2 separate regions of the Homo sapiens genome follow, and region 2 is linked to region 1. A link is an interaction called in ENCODE POLR2A ChIA-PET data of the cell type or tissue named here. Cell type or tissue: CD4-positive, alpha-beta T cell. All regions are shown on one strand. Links, peaks and the distances in the headings refer to the core of each region. The heading gives the core; the rest is flanking DNA. Region 1 holds the start of LINC01624 (long intergenic non-protein coding RNA 1624). Region 2 has its middle 190 kb from the start of LINC00242.

Region 1 (4,379 bases), core at 126-4,125:
GTACTTGTGCTTGCCTCCCACTTGCACGAGGTTCTGAGCCCTTCTCTCCATCAAACCAAAGTGGTAGCATGCAGCTGGGCTGTTGGCAGCAGTGCTCAGTGATGGGAGAGCTTAGGGAACATTCGCTGAAAGAGAGAGATGAATGAAGATTCTTGAACGTGGAAGGCTGTGATTTTGTCAGACAAGAACACCATGTGGGAAATTAGGGCCCAGAAGACTTGTTCCCAGTTGGACCAGGCTTATTCGACAGTCACCCAGGACCTGGTCGCCTCTTCTTGTGGGTTGAGAAGATCTTGCCTCTCAAAGGGAGTAAAACTGAAGCACCCTCCTCACTGGAATACCAGGTGAGAAAGGCCAGTGAGACAGATGCCAGGGCCCTGGCAAGGCGGGTGCGAGGCCCCCCCCCCAGTTCAGGAGGAGCCAAAGGAAGCGCGTTGGGCTGGGGCCTGGTGTCCGTCGCCCATCGGGGGCTTGCACAGCGCTGCGGCTCGGCGGCGGGAACCTCGGTGCCGTTCACTCCTTGCGGTGGGGGAACGGAGCCCTCGTTCCACAGGCCCTCGGCCTTCCCCACTGGTGAACTCGAGCTGAGCTGTGGGGGCAGAGGGGGCAGCAGCCCCTCCGTGGAAGCTCAGCATCCACAGGGCACCTGCAGCAAGGGAGGCAGAGCTGGGCAATATCCACGCAGCGTGAAGGCATTTAGCAATCAGTCGGAAACTAAACTCAATACGATGCCTCAGAAGACTGGTGATTCGCCCCGATTAGACGGACCAGTCCTTACAAATTGCCTTTTCATGTTGTGCTGTAAATAACCAACGTATGTAATAACATTATCATACCCCAGATAGAAGATTCCAGGGGGAGAGACTCAAAGCTGCAGGTTGACAGTTGCCCAGAGCCCGAGGGGAGGTGACCAGTTTTGCTCCCAGCTGTCACTGGGCTGGTCCCTCCCTGCGCACGGAAGACGAGAGGAGGCGAAGCTGCGGGAGCACCTCCTGAGAAGGCGCCACATGGCTCCCGTGGCTTCTCCGGCCCCAGCTCACCTCTAACCCAACCCTGTGCGGCCAGGGCAGGGGCGTCCTCTCCCCCCGCAGCCCCGAGGGTCCCTGTCGCTGGCCGGGCACCAGAGAGGCTTTGTGATCGTCCCCAGCCAGCGTTCCCTCCCTGGGCCATGAACTCTCTGAAGAAAAGGGTGGTCTGCTTCCCTCTGTCCCTCTGAGGCGGTTCCTGAGGCAGTAGGTCCCAGTGATCATGGAAGGTGGAAGGAGAAGCGTGGGAAATGAGGATGTGGGGTTAGCAGGAAGCGACGGCGCCCATGCCACTGCCCGAGGGCCTCGCAGCTGCTTGTGAGGGGCTGTGTCCACCAGCAGCGAGGGTGTGCTGGGCCCAAGGTCACCAGCTCCAAACAGTTGCAGGTGCGTCTCAGCCAGGTTCTTCCCTCCAGCATCAAGGCACCTGGGGTCCTGGCTCCTAGGTCTTGTGGAATTTGCCTACAGCACGAACAGCCTTCTGGAGACCTCCACACAAAGAACCCGACAGCCCCCCTGTCCTCCAGCTGGCTACGTTCTACGCATCAGGAAACCAAGGCACACAGACATCACCTTGGGCCACACGGCTGGTGCAGGGGGAGGTGGCCGTGAGACCACGCGCTTCAGATTCCACAGAGCCGCCGCGGCCGATGGAGCTTCCTCGCGGTGACCCCCGGGCCCTACTTCCCCTGGGGCTGGAGCCCACACAGCCGTCTCCTCTCTACGCTGCGTAGGCAAACCTGTCTTCTCCACAGGAAACCCAGCTGCCTCTAGAAATTAACCACATTCTAGAAAGTGGGTTTGACTCCTGCATACACTTTTACTTTCTCATTTGGGTCTCCGGAGGAAATGAAAATCCACGATTAGCACAGGAGACGCACGTGACCCGTGTGGCTTGCACCATTTGTCGTTTTCCCACACATCAGCGCCAACCGGGCATGCGTGGTCCTCACCCACAGGGACTTGCTCGCTCTGGGTTACTTCTGGACAAAAAAGTCTCTGCAGCCGCCCTTTCAGTGTCTGCACGCCTCATCCTCCCTCCTCCCCAGCCCGTAGCCCGGGCCCAGGGCCTGCGGCCGCTTCGTGCTCCCAAGCTGTGTCTCACGGGGGCACCCACCCTACCGTGCCAAGCAACCTGCTGATGGGCAGAGGGAAGGAGCCCCTTCTTGGCCTCCAGAGCCCAACAAGAACCAGCTCCTGGTAACAGTGGGGTGAAGCCAGTGACGTGGGTTGATAGGAAGCCATTCCATTTAGGAGATCATTTGAACATGATGTGGATCAATGGTGTGGAATACAGAAGAAAGGCCCCCGGGCACGGCCTCCCCAACCTCCCGACCCCAGAGCCAACAGCACGTTGTGGATTAAGCCCCAGGCCCTGAGATGTGGATTAGCCTGGATTCCCCAGGGGAGCCCAGTGGAAGAACAGGGTCTGTACAGGGGACAGAGGGAGGAATTCGGCAGCGGCAGGGGTGGGTCAGCGAGGCTGGAGATGCAGTGTGGCTCAGAGACAGGGAAGGGGCCAGGAGCCCAGGAATGTGTGGCCTCTGGAAACGGGAAGAGACATGAAGAGGTTCTCTCGGAGTCTCCGGAAGGAGCCAGGCTGGCCAAGCCTTGGTTTTTTACCCCAGTGGGACCCTTGTCAGGCTCCTGACCTGCAGAACCGTGAGGGGATGAATGTGTGTCTTGTAAGCCTCTCAGCTTGTGATGGCAGCGAGAGCTCCCCAGGAGGGGCTGCGAGCCGATGAAGAGGGAGGGTGCATGGTGGCCTCCGCCTGCCCCCTGGCCATCTGCAGTGGTGCCCCCGTGTGCTCATTAGAGCTTGATGCCCTTGTGCCTTGAAGACTTAGTCCAGACATTCTATGAAAGTGAAGAAGGTGGCCGGGCGTGGTGGCTCACGCCTGTAATCCCAGCACTTTGGGAGGCCGAGGTGGGTAGATCACTTGAGGTCAGGAGTTTGAGACCAGCCTGGTCAACATGGTGAAACACTGTTTCTACTAAAAATACAAAAATTAGCTGGGTGTGGTGGTGTGTGCCTGTAGTCCCAGCTACTCGGGAGACTGAGGCAGGAGAATTGCTTGAACCCGGGAGGCAGAGGTTGCAGTGAGCTGAGATCATGCCACTGTACTCCAGCCTGGGTGACAGAGTGAGACTCCATTTCAAAAATAATAATAATAATAAAATAAAATAAAAATAGCCAGGCATGGTGGTGTGCACCTGTAATCCCAGCTACTCGGGAGGCTGAGGCAGGAGAATTGCTTGAACCTGGGAGGCAGAGGTTGCAGTGAGCTGAGATTGTGCCACTGCATTCCAACCTGAGTGACAGGGTGAGACTGTCTCAAAAAAACAAAAACAAACAAAAAAAACAAAGTGAAAATGGCATGGGCAAATGATGCCACACGTCCCCTGGCCCCACACTGCCATCTGTGCGAAGAAGGGAGCAGGACGCTTCAGTGGGCACTGGGAGGGAGGCGGCACGTCACCGCGGTCCATGCCCTGAGCGGTTTCAGGGTGCGGAGCTCTGTGCACGGATACACCTCTCAGGCCCCTTTGTCTCAGCCAACAGTTGAGTGCAGTCAACTGTGTAATCGAGAACCCAGAGTATTTCTCTAGGAAAACTGCTCAGTTCTTTCCAAAATGCCACGAGAACTTCAATGATGGGAACGGGGAACAGGTGCTGGGAGCAGCTGCCACCGATTCACGGCTCTTCTTCTTTTAAATACATTTTCTGTGGGGAAACCAAGGGCTTTCACAAGCATTTTGCTCTGAAATATTCAAGGAATGTTTCTTGTTTTTTCTTATTACAGCAACAGTTTTAGTATTTATAAGCTGAGTCAAGAGGCCTGCCACAGAACTAGGGAAGTAGCAAGTTAGAGGGATAAAAAAAATCTCAATTACTAACCCCTGCAGTTGCTTTGAAATAGCATTTGGTTGTCTACTGGCAGCTTTCTGAGATGAATTCTTGACTCCTTTACAAACCTAGGCTAAAACAGGCGCTCAGAGACTGTGTGTAAACTGTCAAATGTCACCCTCAGGCGTTGGGGGTGGGCGAGCACCCGCCCTGGTGACCTGACTCCGAGGGTTTCATGGGCTTCTGCCCCATTTCCTGATCCGCTGTCACGCAGCATTCCCGGCATGGCTGGGGGAGGGCCCTGTCTTCTGGGAGCCCCAGAGTCCCTGGGCTGGGCCACGCTCCCTCCGCAGGTGTTTATGGTGTGTCTTTGTGCTGGGCCTGGGCTCGGTGAGCAGAGTCAACATGATTCTCGGGAGAGCGTTTATGGTCCGTGAGACAGATGTGAGGTGTGTGCATTCCCCACACAAGAGACAAAGTGAGGCCCCGGTGTTTGCCAAACTGGG
Region 2 (4,379 bases), core at 126-4,125, 280 kb after region 1:
GTGGAGGAGTGGCTCCCTCCTTCAAAACACGTTTGTGGTTGAGCTTCACCGCGCAGGCTGGTGCCCTTGTCCACAAAGGCCCCTGCTCCTGGATCACCCCACAGGGCCCAGAGCCTTCAGCACCTGGGCTGAGCCACCACTCAGGGTCACACCCATGGCTGGAGCTTCTGGCCACAGACACTGGGTGATGCGGCCTTCTAGTCTCCCACCCAGCAGTGAAGGGCAGGGGCTTGGAGGGGCCTGCAGCTCCATCCCCAGCTGCTTGGCATGCATTGTCCTATCGGCAAACCCACCGAGCTTAAAGCAGCTGCCGCCCCCACTCTCAGCACCACTTTGCTTTGTCCCGGCTGGCCCCGGGGGACTGTTCCCCTTCATGTTCAGAGTTAGGGCACGGTCAGGCCGTGGAGACAGCTCAGAGGCTAATGCCAAGGGGCCACACCAGGACAGCTTAGCTCGAGCCGGCACAGAGGGGCAAGCAGGGATACAGACAGACACCTTATCCGCATGGGAACGTACTGTCACTCCCAGAACTGTCCATTTGCTGACAAACCCATGTTTTCTCCATTTTAAACAGCACTGTCAGGATCAGGGGGATTTCACCAGGATGTGGCCCAGCCCAGGGCTGCAACCTGGTCAGGCTGGGCTGTGGGACTCACAGGAAAGAGAGAAAACCATGGGGCACAAGGCCAGGGTGAGGGAGTGGCTGTGGGACTCGGGTCCTCGGCCTCCAGGGGTCGTTTCTGAGACAGTCGGGTCCTTGGGTGGTGAAGCTTCAGACGCCTGCTCCATTTTACTTAAGAAGACCTTGATGGGGGCACCGGGCGCGGTGGCTCACGCCTGTACTTGCAGCACTTTGGGAGGCCAAGGTGGGCAGGTCATGAGGACAGGCGTTCAAGACCGGCCTGATCAACATGGTGAAACCCCATCTCTACTAAAAATACAAAAATTAGCTGGGCTTGGTGGTGTGTGTCTGTGGTCTCAGCTATTTGGGAGGCTGAGGCAGGAGAATCGCTTGAACCCAGGAGGCAGAGGTTGCAGTGAGCCGAGATCACACCATTGCACTCCAGCCTGGGCAACAGGGCGAGACTCTGTCTCAAAAACAAACAAACAAACAAACAAAAAACCTTGAGGGAAGGTGTGGAGCTATTGGCCCAGGATTGCACAATCGACCTGGGCCATGCTGGACCGGCTCAGCATTCTCAGGCACAGAAGCTCCGGCCGGTCCCCTGGTCCAAGGCTTCAGAACCTAGGAGCAACCCTGACCTCTGACCTCAGGCATGTGACAGGTTGTCTAGGACTGCGCCCTGGCAACGGGGCTGCAGACAAGACTGGCAGGGATGGCCTAGAGGCAGGGCGGCCTCAGACCAGCCCCACTCTCTGCAGCTCAGAAGGAGCAGAGGCCTCTCCCACACCACCCGGCACACCCGGAACCCCTGGGGCAGAGGGCCCACCTGCTTGGCCCATGGCCCGCCTGGCCGGGTGCTGGAGGGAGCCGCTGTCCTTCACCTTGGCCTCTGCATCTCTTCCACAGGGAGAGGCCATCAGGATAGCAAATCACCAGAGGGAAAGTAGGTCATTTCTGCTTCCTCACCCTGGCTGGGGCCTGGCAGAGAAAACACCCTGAGCGGCCTCTGTAGAGGGGGGCCTGTCCCGCGGCTCTGCCGGCCATGCCTGTGGGGCTGCCCCCGAGATCTGGGACAGGCACCTCAGTCTGGGACAGGAAGCCACCCGCCCGCTGCAGGCACCGCAGAAGGCTTTCCTCGTACTTCCTGTCCTGGACGGGCTGCGGGGAGGAGGCTAAGGGTGTACGTCTCACTGGGAAGCTCAACTCTATGCCCTTTGTATCTGAGGATGTCTTTACTTAGGGTGATAAATTATGCATTCAGCATTCTGCGTGAATTCACAGAGCTCATTCCCCCATCCTTCCTGCATTTCCCAGATCCCTGGTGACTTGGGCCTGATCAGTGTTCTGAGAGGCGTGTGGGGCACAGAGGAAGGGTGGGGTGGTACCTCAGAAACCTGCAGAAACTGGAACACTGGATTAGCCTGGGTTCTCCAGAGAAACAGAACGAAGTGGACATATACATAGACAATAAGGAGCTGGTTCACTGAGTCATGGAGGCAAAGTCCAAGATATGCCAGTGGCAACCCAGAGAGCTGCCGGCGTCAGTTCTCATCCCAGTTCTGTCTCTCAACCCTTTTGTCGTATTCAGGTCATCAACTGTTCAGACGAGGCCCACCACACCTTCCTCACGCTCAGGTTCAAACATCAGTCTCCCCCAGCAACACCCTCACAGACACACCAAGGCCCACACCTTTCTCATGCTCAGGTTCAAATGTCAGTCTCCCGCAACAACACCCTCACAGACACACTGGAATAATGCTTGACCAAGTATCTGGGCACCTCTTGGCCCGGTCAAGTTGACACAAAAATTTCACCCCCCTAAACACCACAGCAAGGAGTATGGGCTTTCCCTGGATCCTTCTTTCCTCACACTTGGAGAATCAGCTCATTGAGCTCCATAGAAAACTCTATTGGGACTTTGATTTGAATTGGGCTGAGTCTATAGATTCAAACTGGCTAAAATTGTCATTTCCTATCTATGAACATGATATATCTCTCCATTAATTTACACCATATAGGTGAGTATCTTTTACTCCTTGAAATAGGAAAGCTTATCTTAAAGAAAGCTAAATATAGAATGTTGGTAATTTGACCATATTTAAATTATAAACTTTTCTTCATCAAAAAACATCTTAAAAATTTCAGACTGGGAGATTTTGGAATACACGCAACTAAAAATGATAGATACCAAAGATCTTTTTTACAGACCTCTTCTGCAACGGAGTCCTTTCTTCTTGCTGCTGCAACAAATTTCCATGAATTTAGTGGCTTTAAAGAACACAAATTTATTTCCTTCCAGTTCTCAAGGTCAGAAATCCCGCCCAAGTCTTTGTGAGCGAAAATCCAGAAGTGGGCAGGGCTGGTTCCTTCTGGAGGCTCCTGGGAGAAACCCTCTCTGTGCTCTACCCCAGCCTCTGTCTGGTCTGTGCCTGGCCTTCTGGCCAGCCCGACCCTCCACCTCCCTCTTTTCCTTTTTATGGATGCCCGTGAGGACATCAGGCCCCCTGAATCATGTGGCAACACCTCCCTGCTCAGTGTCCTCGATTTAATGGCATTTGCACGGCCCCTCTTGCCACACAGGTGACACATTTCAGGTTCTGAGAATGGGCGTGGGCACCTTGTGGGCCGCTGTCCTGCAGACCTCACACCCACGAGGACCCTGAACAGCCCTGCAGGGTGATTGCAGAGGACACAGAAGGTGTTTCACAAATGAACTGGGCACCCACATGCGCTGCTCAGCCTGAGGCCCCATCCGACACCCATGGGACCTGCAGGAACAGAAAGTCTGGGTGTCCTGGTGTCAGGAGGGATGTGGGGCCATTTGCCTCCAAACCTTGAGGTCCGCGGTAGACTGGGCAGCCGCACTGGAAAGGACTTGGCACTCCTGCCTGGAGGGGGGCCAACCCTCACCCCTAACCCTGCGACTGCACCCGAAATCCCAGGGAAAGCGGGCAGGGCTACGTGGGCTGTGGAGGAGGCTCTGAGGCGGCTCTGAGTGGAGAGGGCCGCGCAGACTCAGGCACGATCCCCAGGCAGGGCCAATGCCTGGGTGGACCAGGAGTCATAGATGGGTGGACTTCAGGGGCTCAGCCTCCGTCCAGAGTAGCAAGTCCCAGGAGATTGCAGGCAACTGCCATCTCACACAATGGCAAATGGCTATAAAGAGAGTTAAATAGAATGTGAGAGCTAAAACCATATAAAAGGGAAAGTGAGGAAATAAAAGAGGCCAACATCTTGGCGGCGCTGCAGCTCCTGAGGTCGCCCGGTGCTTCCCGTGCCCTCGGAGCGCCTCCCACTGTGTGGGCTGAGATCGTCAGAGGTGCAGTTGTATGATGAAGAAAACACTCAGTGAGAATGCCGCTGTTACCCAGTGGCACTCTCAGTCGATGTGAGCAGAAAGCACACTGGTCCACAGACCTCTCTGGCGTTAACAAGAGGTCACTACACTCGGCTCCACTTCAAGTCACTGCCACAATCCACATAAACGGGAAGCTCCAAGGGGTAACCAGCGTGCAAGACGGGAGCCCATCACGTGAAGGGGCCTCATCCTTTATTTCCTGTAAAGCACACTCAGAAACCGACAATGCAAATCATCTTCCTGACAGGCCACACATGACATACAGACACGTGTTTATATTTTAAGGTAAGAAATGATCATTTTTACTTTATTCTAATAAGAGCTTCAGTTTTCCTTTAAATCATGCAGATAGCAAACTATTCAAAGCAGAGGGTGATAGGGGATTTCCGCTCCATC

Evidence for each region. ChIA-PET counts read pairs that join two places held together with the same protein. Peaks named below come from ENCODE experiments on the same cell type or tissue, not always from the same donor. Only the 100,000 strongest peaks of a DNase experiment are listed, where the experiment ranks them.
Region 2: POLR2A ChIA-PET joins it to region 1 with 5 read pairs; 2 of 35 experiments call an interaction of 5 or more read pairs at or near these places.

Annotation. Positions count from the first base shown.
Region 1 is chr6:170,269,532-170,273,910 of GRCh38, reverse strand. It overlaps LINC01624 (long intergenic non-protein coding RNA 1624), which reads right to left and starts at 1,437. Exons shown (of 2, transcript NR_104177.1): 1 at 1-1,437. All of the region lies in intron 2 of LOC285804 (a long non-coding RNA gene), which reads left to right. In CD4-positive, alpha-beta T cell, for the core only: no CTCF peak of the experiment used is centred there; a DNase peak (open chromatin) is centred at 1,910; H3K4me3 peaks cover 1,640 bases; H3K27ac peaks cover 1,296 bases; H3K27me3 peaks cover 190 bases.
Region 2 is chr6:169,989,971-169,994,349 of GRCh38, reverse strand. No RefSeq gene overlaps it. Among named protein-coding and RNA genes, the nearest start is that of LINC00242, 190 kb to the right of the region's middle. In CD4-positive, alpha-beta T cell, for the core only: a CTCF peak has its summit at 3,900; DNase peaks (open chromatin) are centred at 1,724 and 4,089; H3K4me3 peaks cover 462 bases.